Regions from separate parts of the Homo sapiens genome. Here regions 1 and 3 are each linked to region 2. Evidence: read pairs that join two places in POLR2A ChIA-PET (ENCODE). Cell type or tissue: Panc1. All regions are shown on one strand.

What was found. ChIA-PET counts read pairs that join two places held together with the same protein. Peaks named below come from ENCODE experiments on the same cell type or tissue, not always from the same donor. Only the 100,000 strongest peaks of a DNase experiment are listed, where the experiment ranks them.
Region 1: POLR2A ChIA-PET joins it to region 2 with 10 read pairs; 5 of 35 experiments call an interaction of 5 or more read pairs at or near these places.
Region 3: POLR2A ChIA-PET joins it to region 2 with 13 read pairs; 6 of 35 experiments call an interaction of 5 or more read pairs at or near these places.

What each region holds. Positions count from the first base shown.
Region 1 is chr15:40,491,816-40,499,815 of GRCh38, forward strand. No RefSeq gene overlaps it. Among named protein-coding and RNA genes, the nearest start is that of CHST14, 25 kb to the left of the region's middle. In Panc1, no CTCF peak of the experiment used is centred here; no DNase peak of the experiment used is centred here.
Region 2 is chr15:40,579,922-40,587,921 of GRCh38, forward strand. No RefSeq gene overlaps it. Among named protein-coding and RNA genes, the nearest start is that of TRS-GCT4-2, 10 kb to the right of the region's middle. In Panc1, no CTCF peak of the experiment used is centred here; a DNase peak (open chromatin) is centred at 3,047; H3K4me3 peaks cover 1,975 bases; H3K27ac peaks cover 1,156 bases.
Region 3 is chr15:40,504,473-40,512,472 of GRCh38, forward strand. No RefSeq gene overlaps it. Among named protein-coding and RNA genes, the nearest start is that of CHST14, 37 kb to the left of the region's middle. RefSeq lists a silencer at 7,132-7,341. In Panc1, a CTCF peak has its summit at 2,758 (motif pointing left); no DNase peak of the experiment used is centred here; H3K4me3 peaks cover 2,160 bases; H3K27ac peaks cover 2,613 bases.

The DNA of each region.
Region 1 (8,000 bases), 88 kb before region 2:
CACGAGATGCCCAAATATTTGGCCAAACATTATTCTGGGTGTGTCTGTGAGAATGCTTTGGGAAGAGACTAACATTTGAATGAGTAGACTGAGTAAAGCAGATTGCCTTTCCTAATGTGAGTGAATCTCATTGAATCAGTTTAGAGCCTCAATAAAACCAAAATGCTAACCTTCCTTCCAAAGTAAAGGGATAACTCCTTCAGCCTGACTGCCTTGAGTGGGATCCTGGTCTTTTCCTGCCTCAGACTTGAACTGAAACATAAGCTCTTATAGGTCTAAAGCCTGCCAGCTTTCAGACTAGAATTTACACTGTTGCCTCTCCTGCTTCTCAGGCTTTTGGACTCCAACTGGAGCTATACCTTTGATACTCCTGGGTCCCCAGCTTGCCAACTACAGATCTTGGGGCTTCTCTTTAGGATAAATCTTTCTATGTTATGTATATATCCCATTTGTCCTGTTTCTCTGGAGAACCCTGACTAAAACAAACTGGGTCCCACTCTGTCACCCAGGCTGGAGTGCAGTGACACAGTCTCGACTCACTGTATCCCTGACCTCTTAGGCTCAAGCAGTCCTCCCACCTCATCCTCCCAAGTAGCTGGGATCACAGGTACATGCCACCATGCCTGGCTTATTATTATTATTATTATTATTATTTAATTTTGGGCCAGGCACGGTGGCTCATGCCTGTAATCCCAGCACTTCGGGAGGCTGAGGCAGGTGGATCACTTGAGTCCAGGAGTTCGAGACCGGCCTAGGAAATATGGCAAAACCTGGTCTCTACCAAAAAAAAAAAAAAAAAAAAAAAAATATATATATATATATATATATATATATATATTCAGACATGTTGGCTGGAATATGTGGTCCCAGCTAGCTACTCAGGAGACTCAGGTGGGAGGATTGTTTGAACCTGGGAAATGGAGGTTCCAGTGAGCCAAGATCACCATTGTACTCCAGCCTGGGCGACAGTGAGAAGGCCTTTGCTCAAAAAAAATTTTTTTTTGTAGAGAAAAGGTCTTGCTATGTTGCTTGGGTGGGTCTCGAACTCCTGGGTTCAAGTATCCTCCCACCTCGGCCTCCCAAAGTTGAGATCACATGTGTGAGCCACCCCTGGTGTGTTTCTTAAACCCAAAGAGGAGCTTACAGATAGGGAGAAGCAAATACCTGATGTATGAATATAGATAGCTGTCACTGTCAAATAACTGTCTCTGAAAACCCTTCCCTTTAATATATGCTCAGCCTATGAGTACATATGTTTCAAGCATGCCCAAAGCCGTTTTTAAGTACCAACGCTCTTAGTGCAAGGCATTGCTGCTGTCAATATGATGTACCAGTGAGATACTTGCCTTAATGAACACCAATTTGAAAGTTTCAAACACTCTCTATTCTGCTGACATGTATTTCAACTTTTCAGGATCTGCTTTCTAGGTAAAAAGGATAAAATAAAAGGAGGGGTGCCTGCCGCCGAAACCGAAACTTCAGATATCAGCAATTAGGGTTAGGAGATTTTTGGTATATGCACACAGATAAAAGAAGTGTGCTGATGACTATTCAGTACCAAGTGAATGTTGTCAGTGTCTTCAAATGGGTCAAAATGTCTCAAGTATTGAGATCCAGAATGAAATAATCTCCTGCTTCTAACATGATCAGGTATCAAAGTGTGGGTTTTAGTGTGTTTCAGTCCCCAAATCTCCCATTCCCTCGTAGTTCTCATTTGTGGATTGAATGAATGCCGCATGCTTGTGTTTCCATAGCAGACCTTGCCTTGTGGTTTTGAAGTGGTCTCCGTGCTGTTTGAAGTGCCACAGGCAATGGTGGCAAGAACTGGGTGCTGATACATGCTGTGAGTCAGTAGTTCTGATGAAACATCCATCACTGTGATTAGTCTCTTTTTCTGCCACTTCCTGTTCCTAGTAGATCAAAGGGCTAAAAATGCCCCTGTATCAGTAATTGTCTACCAAACCATCTGTACATATAGATCATGCTGTTTAGGTTTGCAGGTATGTACCCAAAATGAAGAACATTTGTCTTGTTGATGTCAGGATATATGTAGCAGTCCTACCAGAATCAGTGCTCCACAGATTCATCAAGAGGGGCACCAATTCTATTTTAGTATGTGGGTTTCCTATTGACAAACAGTGGCTCTTTTTCCATTGAAATATGTTATTCGCCTCAGTGAATCCTAATACAGTGGTTTCAACGTCACAATTGCGTGTGCTAATAGAATACCCAAGCTTCTAGAAAGAGTTATTTATATGCATTGTCTCCATTTCTGAACTTCCTATTCATTCCTCCACTCCAGCCCCCGTCACTCCATAGAATCATTTTCCCCACAGTCATCAGTGACCTCTGTCTCACTGGATTCAGTGGGTATCCTCAGGCTTCTTTCTTGACCTCCCAGCAGGATTCAGTCCTGAGAATCACACTCTCTCTGCTGAAACACCCTCCTCCCTTAGCTTTCTGGACAGCCCTCTCTGCTAGTGTTACTCTTCACTCTCTGACCCCTGCCTACTCTTCTGGCTCTTTTGTGGGTTATTTCCTACATTCAGTCACTGAATGTTGAGGCTTGTCAAGGTCTTCCCCAGTCCTCTTTCTCTTACAGTATGTTTTCTCCCAACTCTCTCATTCTTGCCCAATGTTTCCTTTTTCTCCTCTTTTTTAGAGATGGGGTCTCACTTTGCCACCCAGGCTGGAGTGCAGAGGTACAATAATAGCTCACTGGAGTCTCCAACTCCTGGCCTCAAGCAGTCCTTCCTCGGCCTCCTGAGTATTGGGACCACAGGTGTGCATCACCACACCCGGCTAATTTTCTTTTTCTTTCATTCTTTTTTTTTTTTTAAGAAATGGGGTCTTGCTTGGTTTCCCAGGCTGGTGTCAAACTCCTGGCTTCAACCAATCCTCCTGCCTCAGCTTCCCAGAAAGTGTTGGAATTACAAGTGTGAGCCACCATGCCTGGCCAAATGCCTGATGTTTCAAGTACCATACATGCCAGTGATCTCAAATACAGATCCCTAGCCCAGGGCTCACCCTCTGTGTTACAGAGTCATGTATCCAGATGCTAATTAGCACCACCATTTAGGCATCTCAAAGGTACTTACAATTAGACATGTTCAAAATTCATGCTTTTCTCCCCAAGAAAAATGAGGAGAAGAAGAAGTGTGTTAGTCTGTTTTGCATTGCTTATAAAGGAATACCCAAGACTGGGTAATTTACAAAGAAAGGAGGTTTATTTGGGTCACAGTTCTGCAGGCTCTACAAGCGTGGCACCAGAATCTGCTCAGCTTCTGGTGAGGTCTCAGGAAGGTTTTACTCAGAGTAGAAGGTGGAGGGGGAACATGCATGTCACATGGTGAGAGGGAGCAAGGGAGAGAGGAGGAGGTGCCAGATTCTTTTTTTTTTTTTTTTTTTTTTGAGATGGAGTCTTGCTCTGTCACCAGGCTGGAGTACAGTAGCTCGCGATCTCGGCTCACTGCATCCTCCACCTCCTGGGTTCAAACAATTCCCCTGCTTCAGCCTCCCGAGTAGCTGGGACTACAGGCATGCGCCACCACACCTGGCTAATTTTTGTATTTTAGTAGAGACGGGGTTTCACCATGTTGGCCAGGATGGTCTCGACCTCCTGACCTCATGATCCACCCGCCTTGGCCTCCCAAAGTGCTGGGATTATAGGCATAAGCCACTGCACACAGCCTAAGCCTTGCTTTTGTACTCTATTCCTGTCTTGATGAACAAGACCTCTATTCATGCAGTTTCACAGGCCACACACCTGAGAATCTTGCTTAACCCCTTTTTCTCCCCATGTTCCAGTCAGTCGTCAATCTTGTTTTATCTTCAAGATGCCTCCACTTCTCTGTATCTCTACTCCTTCTCTAGTGCCACAATTAAGGTGATGACTAATACTGTCTTGTGTCTGAACTATTGCAATAGCCTCCTTTCTAGCTTCCCAAATCTCCATTGTCCCATTCCAGCCCAGTCCGCTTACATCCTTCAGTAACTTCCCTCCACTCTTAGGATAAGGACCCATATACTCAGCACAGCCATAGAATAAAGACCTACATACTCAGCACAGCCATAGACCCTGCATGGTCCACCCTGTCTTCCTTTCTCACCTCCACTTCCTAGAACACTTTTTCTAGCCACATAGGCTTTTCAGGTGTCAGTTACACCTGCTTCCCTGCCTACCACAGAGCCTCTGCACATGCTGTTCCCTCTTAAATGCTTTCCCTCCTCTGCTTCTACCTTGCATTGTCTGTCATCCTTCAGACCTTCCCAGTTGTCACTTCCTCAGGGGAGCCTCCTTGACCCCCTCCAGTAGATAAGTTGGCCTGCTATAAGCTTTCACAGTGAGATGCACCTCATCTTTATGGCCCTCCTGTCTATGTGTGATTATATATCTCCTAGGGCAATTATTTAATTAATGGCTGGCTCCCAATTAGCCAATGAATTTCAAGCAGATAGACACCATATATCTACTTGTGCTTACCTTTGTGCCTTCAGCTTAGCTATTGCAAATACTAAGAATGTTAAACTGTTGAACAATAAAAGCGGTTTTTCAATTTTGTTTTAAAGTATTTTAGTGGCTGTGCAAGGTGGCTCATGCCTGTAATCTCAGCACTTTGGGAGGCAAGGTAAGAGGATCGCTTGAGTCCAGGAGTTCAAGACCAGCCTGGGCAACATAGTGAGCCCTTCTCTCTACAAAAAGAAATTAAAAAATTAGCCAGGTGTGATGATGGCATGTACCTGTAGTCCTGGCTACTCAGAAGGCTGAGAAGGGAGGATGGCTTGAGCCCAGCAGTTAGAGGCTGCAGTGAGCTATGATTGCACCATTGCACTCCAGCCTGGATGACAGAGCAAGACCTTGTCTCTAAAAAAATAAAAATAAAAAATGTTTTAGTGGGTTTGTATTTGCATTTCCTTAAATAACTATAAATATAAAGGTTTTCTACTTGCCTCTTTTGATATATTTCTCAATCATGAATGGATCTACAAAAAGGGAGGAAGTGGTAGGCACCCAAAGAGCCAGAGCCTGCAGTAAATGAGGTTTTTGATGTCCCAGGTCTTATTTAAATCCTGAATGTCGGCCGGGCGCCATGGCTCATACCTGTAATCCCAGCACTTTCGGAGGCCAAGGCGGACGGATCACGAGGTCAGGAGATCGAGACCATCCTGGCTAACACAGTGAAACCCTGTCTCTACTAAAAATACAAAAAATTAGCCAGGTGTGGTGGTGGGTGCCTGTAGTCCCAGCTACTCGGGAGGCTGAGGCAGGAGAATGGCGTGAACCCGGGAGGCGGAGCTTGCAGTGAGCTGAGATCGTGCCACTGCACTCCAGCCTGGGCGACAGAGTGAGACTCCGTCTCAAAAAAAAAAAAAAAAAAAAAAATCCTGAATGTCACAGGTGTTACTGCACTTCTGACTCAGTGCTGTTGAAAATGTCCCCCAGGAGACTGCCACTTGTTTCAAGGGACTATGAGCCATGTTACCTCCCAATTCTGGACATTTTCTAAGCTGTAACATCATGTTTTCGTAATCTGACAACCTGCAGCTCAGTTAATGACATAAAACAATTCCATGATCTCTAAGACAAGCCCCCAGCACATTGAAGTCACTGGATGAGACCTCAGCACCATGGGCCCCTCCTCTCCACTGGGCTGACTCTGCCAACTCACTCTCACCTGAAACTGCCCTTGCTGCTCCTGCCTCTGCCATGTCTACCACTCTGTATAGCTGCCCTTTTCTTACTGCTGTGGCCTCTGGCTGCCAAAAAGAGACAGGGCCACTACCCTGGCCCTCATGACATTCAACTGCAGCTGCCATCTCTGCTAATGTGAGAGGAGGGATGGTTTCTCCACTGACATCAAGCCCAGCTCTCTTGAGTCTGGGCCAGACCTTGAATAGTCTGGCTTGTGAACGAGACACCAGCTAGTTCTTCCAGATGGTGTTCATGTGGCCCAGCGCTCTCCTACCTTAGGACGAGTTCCTGCCCACCCAGCTTGCTTCTCTCAGAAGTTTGGGGCAGCATTTTTCTACCTTTCTTATTTAGGATCCCAACCTTTTTTTTGAGACGGAGTCTCGCTCTGTCACCCAGGCTGGAGTGCAGTGGTGTGATCTCGGCTCACTGGAACTTCCACATCCCAGGTTGAAGTGATTCTCCTGCCTCAGCCTCACAAGTAGCTGGGACTTCAGGGGTGTGCTACCACACCTGGCTAATTTTTGTATTTCCAGTAGAGACGGGGTTTCACCATGTTGGCCAGGCTGGTCTCGAACTCCTGACCTCAGGTGATCCACCCGCCTTGGCCTCCCAAAATGCTGGGATTACAGGCGTGAGCCACTGCGCCTGGCCCCCAGAGCCCAACCTTGAATCCCAGCATCCTCTCTGCCATTTCCCAAGACACCCAGTGGGCCTCTGGATAAAAGACGTTTTTGATAGAGAGTTCTGTTATCCCAGACCCCGAGGTGACCCTAGCATAATCCCTGGACACTCCCCTATGCTGAGGCTTCTCCCCTAGACCCCCATTCTATTACATAGTCTGTGCCCCCTCAGCTCAGTCATTACTTTTCTGGGCAGCCTCCTTTGACCTGCAGACCAGATCAGATCTCTGTGGTTTGCTCCCTGATCACTGTGTCCTTCTCCTCTGTAGCTCTTACCACAGCTTGTAATTCTATATTTGATGCATGTCTATATCCCCCTCTATAAGGTGAGGTCATCAAAGGCAGCAGTTCTGTCTTTCTTGCCTACCACTGCATCTCCAGCATGCTGCTCATCTGGTCCGTGGTAGGGTTCAGTATTTGTTGAAGGAGTGAATGAACTATGATTCACTTCATTACGTGTCGGTCTTTTAAAAACATTTATCTTCAATACACCCGTTTCTCTGTGATGGCAAGTAAAACATTTTTGGAGGCAGTCACTAACCAGCATGCATTGCATGTGTGAGCACCACAATATTTTTATACTTGTGGGTTCGATAATCCAACCACATGCTTTATTAAAGTATTTCTTTCAGGGTTGTAAAAAACACTTCATTACTGGCTTGCGGGCAACCTGGCTCTGGGGGAAAAGGGTCGTGTTACCACACTGCAGATAGGTGAGGATACCAGTGCCAGGCAGGGAGGAGGCTGTGAGGATGCCCAGCCCCTGCTTAGGGATACTGCTTCCCCCCCTTCACTTTTGCAGATTGCAGAGGGCTTGAAGAAGGGATGCAGGCAGTTTGAGCACTGAGTGGCACGTATTCCTGCAATCCCCAAAGTCATGAGGGGGCTCTTTGGAGGGGGTCTCAGAATTGGACTGTATGGTTTGATTTCACGTATTTCTGGGTTTGCTTTGTAGTTTGTCAAGTCATCATACTGTATGCTACTGGCAGATGATAATATGTTAACCAAAAACGACAACAAAGCAGTTGTGATGCGAAGGATGAGGCTAGACTTGGAGTCAGAACCATCATCCAGTACATTGGTTCTTGGCACATAGTGAGAAAGAACCCTTGTGGAATGGAAGGAGAAGCTCCTGGGAAGCAGCGTGTGAAGGTGGAAAGGGTCTTGTTGCCAAGGCAATAACCATTCACTTCCATGGAGCACTGGCCAGGGGCAGGTGCTGTGCTGAGCACTTTGCATGCATGATCCCATTTAACCCCACAGTAATCTATGAGGTTTTTTTTTTTCTTTCTCTTTTTTCTTTTTTAGAGACAGGGTCTTTGTCACCCAAGCTGGAATGCAGTGGTGTGATGATAGCTCATGTGGTCTCAAACTCCTGGGCTCAAATCATCCTCCCACCTCAGCCTCCCGAGTAACTGGGACTACACGTGTATGTCATCATGTCCAGCTAAGTTTTTTGTTTTTTGGGGTTTTTTTCTGAGACAGAGTCTTACTCTGTCACCCAGGCTGGAGTGAAGTGGTGTGATCTCGGCTCACTGCAACCTCTACCTTCTGGGTTCAAGCAATTCTCCTGTCTCAGCCTCACAAAAAGCTGGAATTACAGGCGTGCACCATCACACCTGGCTAAT
Region 2 (8,000 bases):
GGAAGAATGAGATATCCAATAAAATGAATTCATATGGCAGATATTTGAGAGCCAACTATGTGCTGGATTCACACTAGGCTCTGGGTATATAATGGTGAGTAAGACAGATAAGGTCTCCACTCTTATGAAGTATACAGTCCGAATGTCCAGCACAATGTGGGAAAGTAAACAGTAAACAATGTGGTAAATGTTCTGTGTGACAGGAGAAGGAGGGAGGCACACCTAGTGTGATTCCTTCCAGGATCCCAGGGTTCTGAATGGGAGCATTAGCATTTGCCCATTTTCCATCTCACCTCTTAAGTTCTGAATTTTACCCTCTCTAGTGCTGTTTATCCTATTCTCATTATTTCAGAGGTTCTTGAGCTAGAGACACATGGATGGGCTTGAGAGGATCCCTGGATCTCTTGAAATTTTATGTAAAATTTGGTATATGTGTATACTTTTCTGAGGAGAGTCTATATATTAATTTCTCAACAGATCTTTTAAAGCTGCGTTGTCCAATGCTAGCAACATATGGCTATTTAATTAAAATTAAATAAAATTTAAAATGCATGGGAAGCCGAGGCGGGTGGATCACTTGAGTCTTGGAGTTCGAGACCAGCCTGGCCAATATGGTAAAACCCTGTCTCTATGAAAAATACAAAAATTAGCCAGCCATGGTTGCATGTGCCTGTAATCCCAGCTACTCAGGAGGCTGAGGCAGGAGAATCACTTGAAGCCAGGAGGTGGAGGTTGCAGTGAGCTGAGATCGTGCCACTGCACTCCAGTCTGGGCAACTGAGTGAGACTCTGTCTCATAAAATAAAATGCAGGCCGGGCATGGTGACACATGCCTGTAATCGCAGCACTTTAGGAGACTGAGGCAGGTGGAATGCCTCAGCTCAGGAGTTCGAAACCAGCATAGGCAACATGGTGAAACCCTGTCTCTACTAAAAATACAAAAAATTCACTGGGCATGGTGGCGGGTGCCTGTAATCCCAGCTACTTGGGAGGCTGAGGCAGGCAAATCTCTGGAACCCAGGAGGCAGAGGTTGCCGTAAGCTGAGATCGTGCCACTGCACTCCAGCCTGGGCTACAGAGCAAGACTCTGTCTCAAAAAAAATAAAAATAAAAATAAGCCAGGTGCGGAGCCTCACGCCTGTAATCCCAGCACTTTGGGAGGCCGAGGCGGGTGGATCACAAGGTCAGGAGTTCAAGACCAGCCTGGCCAAGAGGATGAAATCTGGTCTCTACTAAAAATACAAAAATTAGCTGGGCGTGGTGGCAGGTGCCTGTAATCCCAGCTACTCGGGAGGTTGTGGCAGAGAATTGCTTGAACCCGGGAGACAGAGGTTGCAGTGAGCTGAGATCGTGCCACTGCACTCCAGCCTGGGGACAGAGTGAGACTCCGTCTCAAAATAAATAAAAATAAAAATGAAACAAAATGCAGTTTTTCTGCTGTATTTGCCCCATTCCCAGTGTTCAAAGCCACTTGGTCTAGTGACCACCATATTGGACAGCACAGACATAGAATAGTTCCATCACCTAGCAAAGTTCTATTGGGTGCCATTGCTTCAAAGGATCTCTACACAAAACAAGAGTTCCTAACTACAATTACTCCACTAGTCTGCAGATGCCTAAAAAGCAGGGTGTGTGTGTGTGTGTGTGTGCATGTGTGTTCTTCTATCTTGCACATACTAATCAAGCAATTGGTCTCTCTGTGTTAATTAAATGCTGTGCTAGGTGCTAGTGTGTCCGTTCCTTCGGGTGGGTTCTTGGTCTCCCTAACTTCAAGAATGAAGCCACAGACCTTCGGGTGAGTGTTACAGCTCTCAAAGGTGGCACGGACCCAAAGAGTGAGCAGCAGCAAGACTTATTGTGAAGAGCGAAAGAATACAGCTTCCACAGCATGGAAGGGGACCCCAGTGGATTGCTGCTGCTGGCTTTTGGAGGGGGTGGGGGTGGCCAGCTTTTATTCCCTTATTTGTCCCTGCCCATGTCTTGCCGATTGGTCCATTTTACAGAGTGCTGATTGGTCCATTTTACAGAGTGCTGATTGGTGCATTTACAATACTTTAGCTAGACACAGAGGGCTGATTGGTGCATTTTTACAGAGTGCTGATTGGTGCATTCACAATCCTTTAGCTAGACACAGAGCGCTGATTGGTGCATTTTTACAGAGGGCTGATAGGTGTGTTTACAATCTTCTAGCTAGACAGAAAAGTTCTCCAAGTCCCCACTGACCCAGGAAGTCCTGCTGACTTCACCTCTCACTGGAATGTTAATACAAAACCTGTGACAAAAGTACTACCTATAAGGAGCCCAGGTTGAATCTAGTTGTCCTTTGCTATGCTGAACAGTTGGCTGTTCTTGAATGTGTTTTTTATCCTTATAAAATGGTATCCTTTTGGCTGGGTGCAGTGGCTCATGCCTATAATCCTAGCACTTTGGGAGGCCAAGGCGGGCAGATCGCCTGAGCTCAGGAGTTCCAGACTAGCTTGGGCAACACGGTGAAACCCTGTATCTACTAAAATACAAAATAAATTAGCTGGGCGTGGCAGCGTGCGCCTGTTGTCCCAGCTACTCAGGAGGCTGAGGCAGGAGAATTGCTTGAATCCGGGAGGCAGAGGTTGCAGTGAGCCGAGATCGCGCCACTGCACTCCAGCCTGGGCGAGAGAGCAAGACTCTGGCTCTACAGAAAAAAAAAAAAAGTATCCTTTTAAAACTTTTATTATAGCCCCCTTCCCTCACCCCTGCTCTGGAGGTAACCACTATTAATAACTAAGGGGTCCCAAAGGGGTGGGGGTGAGGCAGAACAAGGTCTGGAGGCAGGGAACCTAAGGCCATTTCACACTGACTTCCTAGAACTAAATTGATAGGAAAGCCCTAACTGTCCACTCCTAATAACAAAAGGACCAGAGGTTACTCCCTTTGCAAACCCCCAACTTTTCTGCCCCGCAGATGGGAAATTGAAAGTACCTCTGATTGGTTGCTTTTTGCAATCGATCAGATGTTTCCATGGGACTGTGACCTTTGTAACATCACTTCAGCCTCCGATTGGTTGTTGTCTGCAACCAATCAAACTGATTGCTGGCCAAGTCTTCCTTTGCATAGAAGTGCAACTTTGTAACTTCAGTTTAGCCTCTGATTGGTTGCCTTTGCAACCATGAGGTGAACACCAAGTGGCCAACGGGAAACCTCTAGGGGCTATTTGGACCCGAGAAGATTCTGTATTGGGGGCCCTTGAGCCACTGCTTGGCCCACTGCCACACTGTGGAGTGTACTTTCATTTTCAATAAATCCCTGCCTTCATTTCGTTCCTTTCGTTGCTTCATTCTTTCCTTGCGTTGCTGTGCATTTTGTCCTATTCTTTGTTCAAAATGCCAAGAACCTGGACAACTTGCAGTCAAGACCCTCTAGCGGTAATGGGGAGGGGGGAAAATAATGATAAAAATAAAGGGTTCTCCTGCCTGTTTTCTATTCATAGATACAAAAATCTATATGTATTTCCTTTAATAAAAATAAAAATGAGATCATGCCATGCAAATTGTTCTGTAACTTGATTTTTTGGATTTTTTTTTTTTTTTTTTTTGCGACGGAGTCTCTGCCACCCAGGCTGGAGTGCAGTGGCGCAATCTTGGCTCACTGCAACTTCCGCCTCCTGGGTTCAAGCAATTCTCCTGCCTCAGCCTCCGGAGTAGCTGGGACTACAGGCACACGCCGCCACGCCCGGCTAATTTTTTTTTTGTATTTTTAGTACAGACGGGGTTTCACCATATTGGCCAGGCTGGTCTCCAACTCCTGACCTCGTGATCTGCCCGCCTCAGTCTCCCAAAGTGCTGGGATTACAGGCGTGAGCCACGGTGCCCAGCCTTGATTTTTTTTTTTTTTTTTTTTTTGAGACGGAGTCTCGCTCTGTCGCCCCAGTCTGGAGTGCAGTGGCGCGATCTCAGCTCACGGCAAGCTCCGCCTCCCGGGTTCACGCCATTCTCCTGCCTCAGCCTCTCGGAGTAGGTGGGACTACAGGCGCCCGCCACCACCCCCGGCTAATTTTTTTTTTTTTTTTTTTTTAGTAGAGACGGGGTTTCACCGTGGTCTCGATCTCCTGACCTCGTGATCCGCCCGCCTCGGCCTCCCAAAGTGCTGGGATTACAAGCGTGAGCCACCGCGCCCAGCCGATTTTTTTTTTTATAGCTGCATTGTGTTCCATTGTACTACAATCTATCTTCTGTTGCTGGAATTTTAGGTGTTTGCAGTTTTTCACTATTCTCAGGCCATAGTAAACATCCTTATATACCCTTCCACACTTGTAGCATAGTTTCTACAGGACAGTTTTTTAGTGTAATTATGGGGTCAATGGCTTTAAATATAAATAGGTAATAGGAAACTGCCCTCCAAAAAGATTATACCAATTTTCATTCTGTCCAGTCATGTGAGAGGCTGAGGCAGCTGAATGCAGCAACTGAAAATGCAGCTGGTCCAGCAGCTGCATTTTTCAAAGTTGGCATTGTTTCCAGTCAGGGTTGGAACCATGGGTTTCCCTGAATGTCTGTATCTTTTCACGGATGACCTAGACTTGCTTGAGTCAATCTTGCTTCCAAAGACTTTAGAGAAAATGGACTGATTTCAAAGCCTTTTCGAGGTTTGGATGATTGATCCTCAAGACTCACATATTCTAGAACATAGGATTATTGAAAACCAAAGACAGAAGCAGAACAGCCATGGAATGTGACCAGTTTTTAGTTGGGTAAGTTTACTGTGGTCCTGACGAGGTATCATCACCAAAGGCACTCATTCTGCTTAGAACACTGTCTTGTACATGGTGAACAATATTGTCTATGATTATGATTTTTGTTTTCTTCCCCTCCAAGTCCTCTGTCATCCTCTTCTTTTCATTTGAAGCTTGTCCACGTTTTCAAAACTGCAACATTTTTGTCAACCATTAACTAGGTGAAAACAGTTAAGAATTGCCTACTAAAGTTGAACACACACATAACCAATGACTCTACTTCTAGCTATCTACCTACAGAAACACTTGTACATGTGCCCCAAGAGACATATAAAAACAGTCACAGCAGTGTTCTTGCAGCAAAAGACTGGAGATAACAAAAATATCCATCAATAAGAGAATGGATACCTAATTGTATGTTCAGATAATTGCAAACTAATCAGCAGTGAAAATGAACGAATTATACGGATAAAACAGTGTCCAGTGACAGAAGTTACAGATGAATACGTTATATAAAATGAATACATTATATAAAATTAAAAAACAGACAAAACATATTTAAGACTACAAATATGTATAAATATGTATATTTGGTAAGAAAAACAAGAGAATGATTAACATGAAATTCAGAAAAGTTGTTATCTTTGCCAGACACGGTGGCTCACGCCTGTAATCCCAGCACTTTGGGAGGCCAAGGCAGGTGGATCACGAGGTCAGGAGATCGAGACCATCTTGGCTAACACGGTGAAACCCCGTCTCTACTACAAATACAAAAAATTAGCCAGGCGTGGTGACATGCACCGCAATCCCAGCTTCTCGGGAGGCTGAGGCAGGAGAATCGCATGAACCCGGGAGGCGGAGTTTGCAGTGAGCCGAGATCGCGCCACTGCACTCCAGCCGGGGGCGACAGAGTGTGACTCCGTCTCAAACAAACAAACAAACAAACAAACAAAAAGTAGTTACCTTTTTTTTTTTTGGAAATGGAGTCTCACTCTGTCTCCCTGGCTGGAGTGCAGTGGCGGGATCTTGGCTCACTGCAACCTCCGCCTCCCAGGTTCAAGCGATTCTCCTGCCTCAGCCTCCCGAGTAGCTGGGATTATAGGCGCCCGCCACCACGCCTGGCTAATTTTTTGTATTTTTTTTTTTTTTAGTAGAGACAGGGTTTCACCATATTGGTGAGGCTGGTCTCAAACTCCTGACCTCGTGGTCTGCCTGCCTCATCCTCACAAAGTGCTGAGATTACAGGCGTGAGCCACTGTGCCCGGCCAAAGTAGTTATCTTTTTGGTGGGAGGATGCCTCCAGGAAGGGACACACAGGAAGCATCAAAGGTGCTAGTAATCTGCCACCTGCCAAGAGGGTAGGAAAAAAAAATTAAAATAATTAAAAATCATTTTTTAAAAAAGAAACAAAGGGGCTGGTAATGTTCTATTTCTCAAGCTGGGTGGTGTATATACAGCATTGCTGTTTTTTTCTTTCTTTCTTTCTTTCTTTTTTTTTTCGGAGACAAGGTCCTGCTCTGTTGCCCAGGCTGGATTGCAGTGGCACGATCATGGCTCACTGTACTCTCGACCTCCCAGGTTCAAGTGATCCTCCCACTTCAGCCTCCTGAGTAGCTGGGACCGCAGCACACACCAGCACACCCAGCTAATTTTTGCATTTTTGGTAGAGACAGGGTTTTGCCATGTTTCCCAGGCCTGTCTGGAACTCTTGGGCTCAAGTGATTCACCCATTTGAGCCTCTTGAGTAGCTGAGAATATGGGTGCATACCACCACACCTGGCTAATTTTTAATATTTTGTAGAGACAGAGTCTCACTGTGTTACCTAGGCTGGTCTCGAACTACTGGCCTCAAGCGATCGTCCCCAACCTTGGCCTCCCAAAGTGCTGGGATTACATGTGTGAGCCACTGCACCTGGCCTTATTATTGTTATTTTTAAACTGTACATGCATATTACATTACGTATGTATGTATTGTATAATTGTGTAATACTATCAAGATAAAACTTTTAAACAACAAATATTAAAATATCTCACCTCTTTTTTTTAACATTTGGTTATCTCTGAAATAGTGACTCTCCTCTTTCAGTCCCACTGCACAACTCTTTAAGATCCATTTGACCTTCACACAGCTGGTGGGTGCTACTCCAAAGTGCCTAGACCATGGGTTGTTTTCACCAGTGGTGGAAAGATAACACCATACACCTAGTATTTTGGAGACTATAATGGTAAGCAATAATTAATAATTTGCAAAAATGGGCCAGGCGCTTGGTGGCTCACACCTATAATCCCAGCACTTTGGGAGGCTGAGGTGGGCGGATCATGAGGTCAGGAGATCGAGACCATCCTGGCTAACACGGTAAAAGCCTGTCTCTACTAAAAATACAAAAAAAAAATTAGCCAGGCATGGTGGCGGGCGCCTGTAGTCCACCTACTAGGGAGGCTGAGGCAGGAGAATGGCATGAACCCAGGAGGTGGAGCTTGCAGTGAGCTGAGATAGCGCCAGTGCACTCCAGCCTGGGCGACAGAGCAAGACTCCGTTTCAAAAATAATAATAATAATAATTTGCAAAAATGACTAACTGCTTTAATTTGCCTTAGCAGATTCAAATACAACTTCTCCATCATAAAAGAACTGAGGGATCTAAAAGCAGTTCATGGCTTTGGAATTCTAGACCCCGCATGCTCTCCGACACAAAGAGCCCAAGAACTTGCATCTTCTATCTCTTCATTACCAAGACATCTAGACAAAAGGTTCTTGAAAATGTTTTAGTAATTCAAGTAAATAATAAGTGATGCAATTATTCTGGTTCTTTTTTCTTTCCAACATTCCAAATGTTGAAGTTAAAGTAGGTTAGGAATTTTAAAAGGAAAGCTTTATATCTGATCTAAATGCCAAATCTTCCAGAATCACAACTGAAGCAAAATTGCAAGGATTAGTCATTTTATAAGCCAAGATATGCCAGAAACTGCCAGTAAACTACAGAAGCTAGATGAGAGATATGAAATAGATTCTCCCTCACACCCCTCCTAAGGAACCAACCCTGTTGACACCTTGATCTCAGACTTTAGCCTCCAGAACTGGGAGACAATAAATTTTTGTTGTTTAAGCAAAATTTTTTGGGTTTTTCTGAGACAGCCTGTCACCCAGGCTGGAGTACGGTAGCATGATCAAGGCTCACTGCAACCTGGAACTCCTGGGTTCAAATGATCCTCCTGCCTCAGCCTCCCGAGTAGCTGGGCCCACAAGTGTGCACACCCATGCCTGGCTAATTTTTTTTTTTTTTTTTTTTGAGG
Region 3 (8,000 bases), 75 kb before region 2:
ACTCCAGCAGCCACAAAAAGAAAAGATGGACATATTTTAACACACTAAAAAGAAAAACTCTCCTGCATGGAAAAAATGCTGTAAGCAAAGTCAAAAGACAATGTAAAATTTGGGGAAATATTTGCAACTTGCATCACAAAAACTTGATTTTTCGACCGGGCACGGTGGCTCACGCCTGTATCCCAGCACTTTGGGAGGCTGAGGCAGGCGCAAGGTGAGGAGTTCGAGACCAGCCTGGCTAATATGGTGAAACCCCATCCCTACTAAAAATACAAAAATTAGCCAGGTGTGGTGGTGCATGCCTGCAGTCCCAGCTGCTTGGGAGGCTGAGGCAGGAGAATCACTTGAACCTGGGAGGCAGAGGTTGCAGTGAGCCAAGATCACACCACTGCACTCCAACCTGGGCGACAGAGTGAGACTCTGTCTCAAAACAAACAAAAAACGTAATTTCTCTGTTACATGGGAATTCTTAGAAATAAAAACCCGAAACTAATAACCCAATAAAAAATGAGCAAAGGGTATAAGAGTTTATACACAGGAAAAAAACACAATGAGCTTTAAATATATGAAAAGATGTTCAATCTCATTCGTAGGATATATGTAAATTAAAACTACACTGAAAACCTTCTTCACGAAAAGTTTGGCAAGCATCCAAACCTTTGATAACACACTCTGTAGGTGAGGGCATAGGAGGGTGATGTGGGACAGCCTCTGCAGAGAGCAATTTGACAATATCTCTCAAAACTGCAAATGCACTTCCTTCCATCCAGCAGACTCCACTTTAGAAATTTACCTTAAAGATAAACTTATGTGTAAAATGACATGTATAATAGGTTATTCACTGCATTATTGTTTGTAATGGCAAAACATTGGAAACAACCTAAATGCCCACAGATAAAAGGACTGGAAAATTAAGTTATGGTACATTCATACAGTGAGATAATATCGTATTATTTGAAAAATATTTTTTAATGAGAAAGCTCTCTATAAGCTGATATATAAAGATTTTCAGCTGGGCAAGGTGGCTAACACCTATAATCTCAGCACTTTGGGAGGCCGAGGTGAGAAGACTGCTTGAAGCCAGGAGTTTGAGACCAGCCTGGGCAACAAAGTGAGCCCCATCTCTACGAAAAAATAAAAATAGCTGGACGTGGTGGCACATTCCTGTAGTCTCAGCTACTCAGGAGGATGAGGTGAGAGGATCTCTGGAGTCTAGGAGTTTAAGGTTTAGGTGAGCTATGATTGCGCCACTGCACTCCAGCCTGGGCAACAGAGTGAGACCTTGTCTCTAAATAAATAAATTTTAAAAATAAATAAATGAAAAGATCTTTAAAATATATTAAGGGGAAAAAGCAAGATATAGAGCAGTGTGAAGAGTATGCTATATTTTGTGTAAAAAGGAGGGGAGCTTATTCCTCTGTGTGTGTTGGTGCATAAAGCAACTCTGGGATCAGATTAATAAAGTAGAAGGAAAACAGATGGGAAGGGTGGCTAAGAGATGCCATAGGAAGGAGACTTTGTGAAAATGTTTTAAATATCTCCTGACGGTTGAATCTTGTTAACATATTGCCTATGCAAAAAGTTAAATGTAAAAAAATTCACATGATTTCAGTGAACTTTTTTTGAGACGGAGTCTCACTCTTGTCACCAGGCTGGAGTGCAGTGGTGCAATCTTGGCTTACTGCAGCCTCCGCCTCCTGGGTTCAAGCCATTCTCCTGCCTCAGCCTCCTGAGTAGCTGGGATTACAGGCATGCGCCACCGCGTCCAGCTAATTTTTGTATTTTTAGTAGAGATGGGGTTTTACCATGTTGGCCAGCATGGTATCAATCTCTTGACCTCGTGATCCGCCCACCTTGGCCTCCCAAAATGCTGGGATTACAGGCATGAGCCACTGTGCCTGGCTCAGTGAACTTTTAATTCTACTTTGGTAGGATGATGGTGGTCTTAGGAAAATTTGAATCTTCATGACTAGTGACATAACTACATGGTACAGACCATCCTGTATAGCGAATTGCTTCTTGTGCCTAAGTCTTGTCTTCCCAGTGAAATCAATCGCTGGCCCTCCTCACCTCTTTTGGAACCTCTGCAGTGTTTAACCTGGGAACCCAGTGAATATCTGAGAACAGACAACTGGTTGATTAGGCCTCTCAGACTTTCATTCCATTTCATCATGAACACTTCTCATATATTTACAACTTTTCCTTTCAAGTAAATCAAAATATTAACGTACAAGGACAAGTCAGACAGAAAAAGGCACATAGTTGCCAGGTAAATTGGGCCTCCTCAGAGTGTATCTTCAGGTTTTTAACAAAAGGCAGTTTCCATCTTATTGATGAAAATGTGTTTGCTTTCTATTCAATTACCCATTGTATGTTAGATGGTATTTCGTGGTTCAAATGGCTGTCTGTACAAAATGCTAACATTTAAAATCTATTTCCTCCACTCCTGTTTCAATGTCGACAACTCTATTGTTAGAATCTGTGAGTTGGTGTCTTTGCAACCAAAGGAATATTCAGCTGAGATGTTTGATTTTACTATTCGATGTGATCTCACTTCTCCATGTAAGCAGCTTCCAACAAAATCACTTACTGGAGAAAAGAGAAAAGACCTAACAGTCCAGCGCGCTGTGTATACCGCGGGGGCCGTGTCAGGGGAGCAGGCTCTGGAACACTCCCGCCAAGGCCAAGAGGGCTCCCGCCTCCCCTCCAAGCGGTGGAAACCCGCCCTCCGCCAGACTCTGGCGGTGGGAGCGGCTCCCCCTGCAGGATCTGCAGAGACGCCTCCTGGGCTTTCTGTTCTGGCCTCGCGTTTCCCGGGCGCCTCGGTGTGAAGGCAGCTTAGTGCTGTGCCCGCCCGCCTGCTGCTTCCCAGTGGGGGAGTTTGGGTGAGCAATGGGAAGCCAGGGGGCCCGAGAAGCTGGCGAGGGGTGATGTTGCCGGCCAAACCCCGGGCAGGACCCCAGAGCTCAGCCGGGACAGCCCTGTCTCCTGCCTGTAGCCGGGGCTCTTCCCCCAGCACACAGGACGGGACGGTTCGAGGCTGGCTCTCCTGGGTTAGCATCTCTTCACTCCCACCTCACAACCTTTTCTTTTCCCAGCCCCAGCTAGAGAGACTCCAGAACACATATGCCTGGGCTAATTATTCTGAGGCAATTAACGTGGCTGGGTCTCAGTTTCCTTTTTTTGTGTAATAATACCAAATTGACAATCCCTTTAGAAAACTATTTGGTAGTTTCTTATAAAGTTAGGCTGGGTGCGGTGGCTCACGCCTGTAATCCCAACACTTTGGGAGGCCGAGGCGGGAGAATCGCTTGAGCCCAGGAGTTTGAGACCAGAGAGAGAGAGAGAAAAAGAGAAAGAAATTAAAATCTATGTCCACCGAAACACTTGCCCACAAATGTTCATAGCAGGTTTATTCATAATAGCCAAAGACTACAAACAACCAAACGTCTATAAACAAAGTCATAATACATTGTGATGTATTCATATGATGGAATACTAAGCATAAGAGGAACAAACTACTGATACATACCACAGCATAAACGAATCTCAAAAGCACTGGATTAAATAAACCGCTCTACAATTCTGTATGAAGGTCTGAAAACACTAAGCTAATCTGTCGTATTAGAAATCAGAACAGTGGCTTCTTTGCATAGTACAGACTGAGAAGGGCACAGGGAACTTTCTGGAGTGATGGAAATGTTCTATATCTTGACTGAGGTGATGGTTACATGAGTACATACATTTGTCAAAACTCAGAATTGTACTTTAAAATTTGTACATTTTACTGTATGTAAATTAAGCCTCAAATTTAAAGTACCTTTATTTATTTATTTGTTTGTTTGTTTATTTATTGCAGAATCTTGCTGTGTTGCCCAGGCAGGAATGCAGTGGTGCAATCACGGCTCACTGCAGCCTCTACCTCCTAGGCTCAAGCAATCCTCAGCCTCCTGAGAGTAGCTGGGACTACAGGTATGTGTCACCACACCCAGCTAATTTTTTCATTTTGTTGTAGAGATAAGGTCTTGCTTAAAATACCTTTATAAGCCAGGCACAAAAACACATACTTTGCATGTTCTCATTTGTGGGAGCTAAAAATTAAAACAATTGAACAACTCATGGAGCTAGAGAGTAGAACCATGGTATGAGAGGTTAGGAAGGATAGTGGGGAGGGTAGTGGGGTTAATGAGTATAACAATATACTTGGATAGAATGGATAAGATCTAGCATTTGATAGTACAACAGGGTAACTACAGTCAACAATAATTTATTGTACATTTAAAAACAGCTAAAAGAGGCCGGGTGCAGTGGCTCACGCCTGTAATCCTGGCACTTTGGGAGACTGAGGCGGGTGGATCACCTGAGGTCAGGAGTTCGAGACCAGCCTGGCCAACATGGTGAAACCCCATCTCTACAAAAAATACAAAAATTAGGCCGGGCGCGATGGCTCACGCCTGTAATCCTAGCACTTTGGGAGGCTGAGATGGGCGGAACAGGAGGTCAGGAGATCGAGACTATCCTGGCTAACATGGTGAAACCCCGTCTCTACTAAAAATACAAAAAAAATTATCTGGGTGTGGTGGCGTGCGCCTGTAGTCCCAGCTACTCAGGAGGCTGAGGCAGGAGAATTGCTTGAACCTGGGAGGTGGAGGTTGCAGTGAGCCAAGGTCATGCCACTGCACTCCAGCCTGGGCAACAGAGCGAGACTCCATCTCAAAAAAAAAAAAAAATACAAAAATACAAAAATTAGCCCGGTGTGGTGGCACATGCCTATAATCCCAGCTACTTGGGAGGCTGAGGCAGGAGAATTGCTTGAACCTGGGAGACAGAGGTTGCAGTGAGCCGAGATTGTGCCACTGTACTTCAGCCTGGGCAACATAGCGAAACTCCATTTAAAAAATAAAAAGCTAAAAGAGTATAATTGGAATGTTTTTAACACAAAGAAATGATAAATGCTCGAGGTGGTAGATAACACACTTACCCTAATGTCATTTTTATTTTTATTTTTTTTTGAGACACAGTCTCGATCTGTCACCAGGCTGGAGTGCAGTGGCACGATCTTGGCTCACTGCAACCTCTGCCTCCCAGGTTCAAGGGATTCTCCTGCCTCAGCCTCCTGAGTAGCTGGGACTACAGGCACACGCCACCATGCCCAGCTAATTTTTGTATTTTTAGTAGAGATGGGGTTTCATCATGTTGGCCAGGATGGTCTCGATCTCTTGACCTCGTGATCTGCCTGCCTCGGCCTCCCAAAGTACTGAGATTACAGGCATGAGCCACCGCGCCCAGTTCCTGATGTGATTATTATGCATTATATGCCTGTATCAAAATATCTTATGTACCCCTAAATAGATACACCTATGCAGCCATAAAAATTAATAATTTAAAAATATCTTTGAAAAAAATAAGTTTCTACTTCATAGGGTGATTGTAATTATTAAATGAGTTACTATGGAAAGTGTTTAGAGCAGTACCTGGCATTTAGATGTTACCATATAAATATATAGCATTTATAGTGTGTGTGTGTGTATATGTCATATTTACACAGCATTTATATGTAGTATTTATAATTAGTTTGAAATCTGTGACACTGTGGAAAAGATTTACGTTTTGAAGTACTGTATGTTCAGAATTTTCCGTGAAGGAAATTCACAATGTGGAAGAAGGAATCACTTTACCACTGTTTCAGTCTCATAAGGGGTTGTGAGGATCGAATGAGGCCATATACCTCAGCTACATTTGTATTTGATTAATAAAAGAAAATACGGGTGTAGGTAGTTGTCATCCAACTTAACTTGCCAACATAATTTCTGTATCTGAGAAATGCTGCTTCAAGTCCAAAGCAGCATAAAATGATGCAAGAACATCACACATTCTCATGACCTGCACATCACATATGCAACAATTCCATGAATGCTCATAGAAGCACCAGAAGATATCACCCAGACATGGTTCTTTAAACTGCTGCTCTGTGAGACTCCTTGGGGAGGGGAAAGAGCTTGACTGCCTGGGTTTGAGTGCTGGTTCTGTCACTTATTACATGTGATACTGGAGGAGTTACTTAACCTCCCCAGGCTTCTGTTTCCTCGTCTGTAAAATGGGAATGATATCTACCTCCTGGATTTCTGGGCAAGTTGGATGAGAAAAGCTATGTGTTTCAGAAATAAAAACTGTTGCTGACCTCTGCAGACTGTGGATGCTGGCGATGCAAGTACTCGTTGAGCAGGCTGTCTTGTGTGGGTGACAGTGTGTATTCCCACGAGCAGTCTTGGAGAGGCAGGACCCGGGTGATCTTCTTAGGGAAAGGGGAGAGATGGAGAGTCCAGAGGAAGATCCTGGAGGGAGCACTTGGGGCTGGGCAAGATTCAGAGACTGCTCAGAGAAAGGGTCCATGAGAAACAGCCAAAAAGGAAAACAAGGGAGAGATGTTTAATGGAAAGAAATGCTTCACCCTATTGTTGTATGTATGAAAAATCTCCTCTTTCCTTGGTCTCCTCTATAAGCCTTCAATAAAATCCACCTGTGTAGGTGGCTTCTTTTGGGAGGAGTGAGAGCATTGGTAAACCCTGCTTCGAGGATTCCTTAGGGAGGAAAGGTAGGTTGCAAAACACCCACATCTGAGTTACTTCTGTAATGTGCCTTGCACAGTCCTAGGTTCAGGGTATGTGCGTAATAAGTGACAGACATTTTACGTCGTGTTACATGTGTGCACACATTCTGGTAAAAACTTGCCTCACTCCACGCCGCAGGCTCATGTCAGCGGCCCAGCACGAGTGTTTCTATGACAACCATGGCGTCTCTACGCCTTCAAGGTGGGCGCTCGTGAATGGGGATGTGGGTATAGTGGGTTCCAGTTCCGCCAGTAGACCAGCAAATCCTCCCTCTTTTGGCAAATTATTCTCTTCCACTCGCCACTTAGTTCACGCTGGTTGTAGGCGCCAGGCAGTGAACCGCGTCTCCGCTCTTCTGTCCCGCAGCGATCGCGCAGGTCCAGGGCCCGCTCCAGGGCACCTGGCCACGGTGGCTCCTAACCCTGGCAGATAACAGGCCTCTGTGCGCTCCGCTTGACCCCAGCGCGGCCCCAAGCTCCGAGGCGGGCTGGGGGCGTCCTCACTGCGCGCCCTCTGATCATGGCTCTGGCCTCACGCCTCTAGCCGCCGCGTAAGAGCCGAGGAGCGCGCAGGGGCAGGTTCCCTGGCCGGACGCTCCCTCCCCAGGGCCCGGGTCAGGGTCAAGGTCTCGGCTCTGCTCGTACGCAGCACCGCCCCTTGGCGCAGAGCCTGCGGGAATGTGCGGGCCGCCCCAGCGCCGACCTCGCGCAGCCGGTTCTGCCGCCGCCTCCAGGGCGGAGACTGGCTGCCCGCTTGGACTAGGCGGCGGGGCGGAGCGGAGGCCGCGGTCTGGGCGTCCGCGCGGTGCGGACTGTATGTGCCTCCCACGATGGCCCGTGGGGCCTGCGCTCTGCCCGATCAGATGGAAAAGAACGTTTTAGATTGAAGTTTTAAGACGACTCTCCCGATGCCGCTTGAACTGGGTACAGGTGTGTGTAAAAACAGGGTCACAGGCTCAGTGCATTCAGTGATGATGCAACTGTGGCTGAGCGCCAAGCCCTCCGGCAGGCAACGCCGGACAGGCAGCCCTCCAAACCCACAGAGGAGCGCGACCCCTCCCCATGTCTGCACCCCACCCGCCTCTGCCCTCCTCTCTGCTCCCCAAACCTCTACTTTGGGGATAAGTATTAACTCTCCTGGCTCTGACATCCCACCTGATGAATGTCCCTCTGCAAGGATCTGGGGTTGCCCTACACGTGTTTGGGCCCTCTTTTTTCGGGCCTCTGGCTTTAGCCATAGACCTTGGTCTTTGTCCTGCTTTCTCCTCTGCCTCACCATCACCCTGTTTTCCGTATGACCCAATCTCCTTCCAACACCCCAGTCCCTTCATCAGCAGCCCCAATCCTGATGCCTGAGCAACTTCATTAAAAGTAACTACCATCCACCATC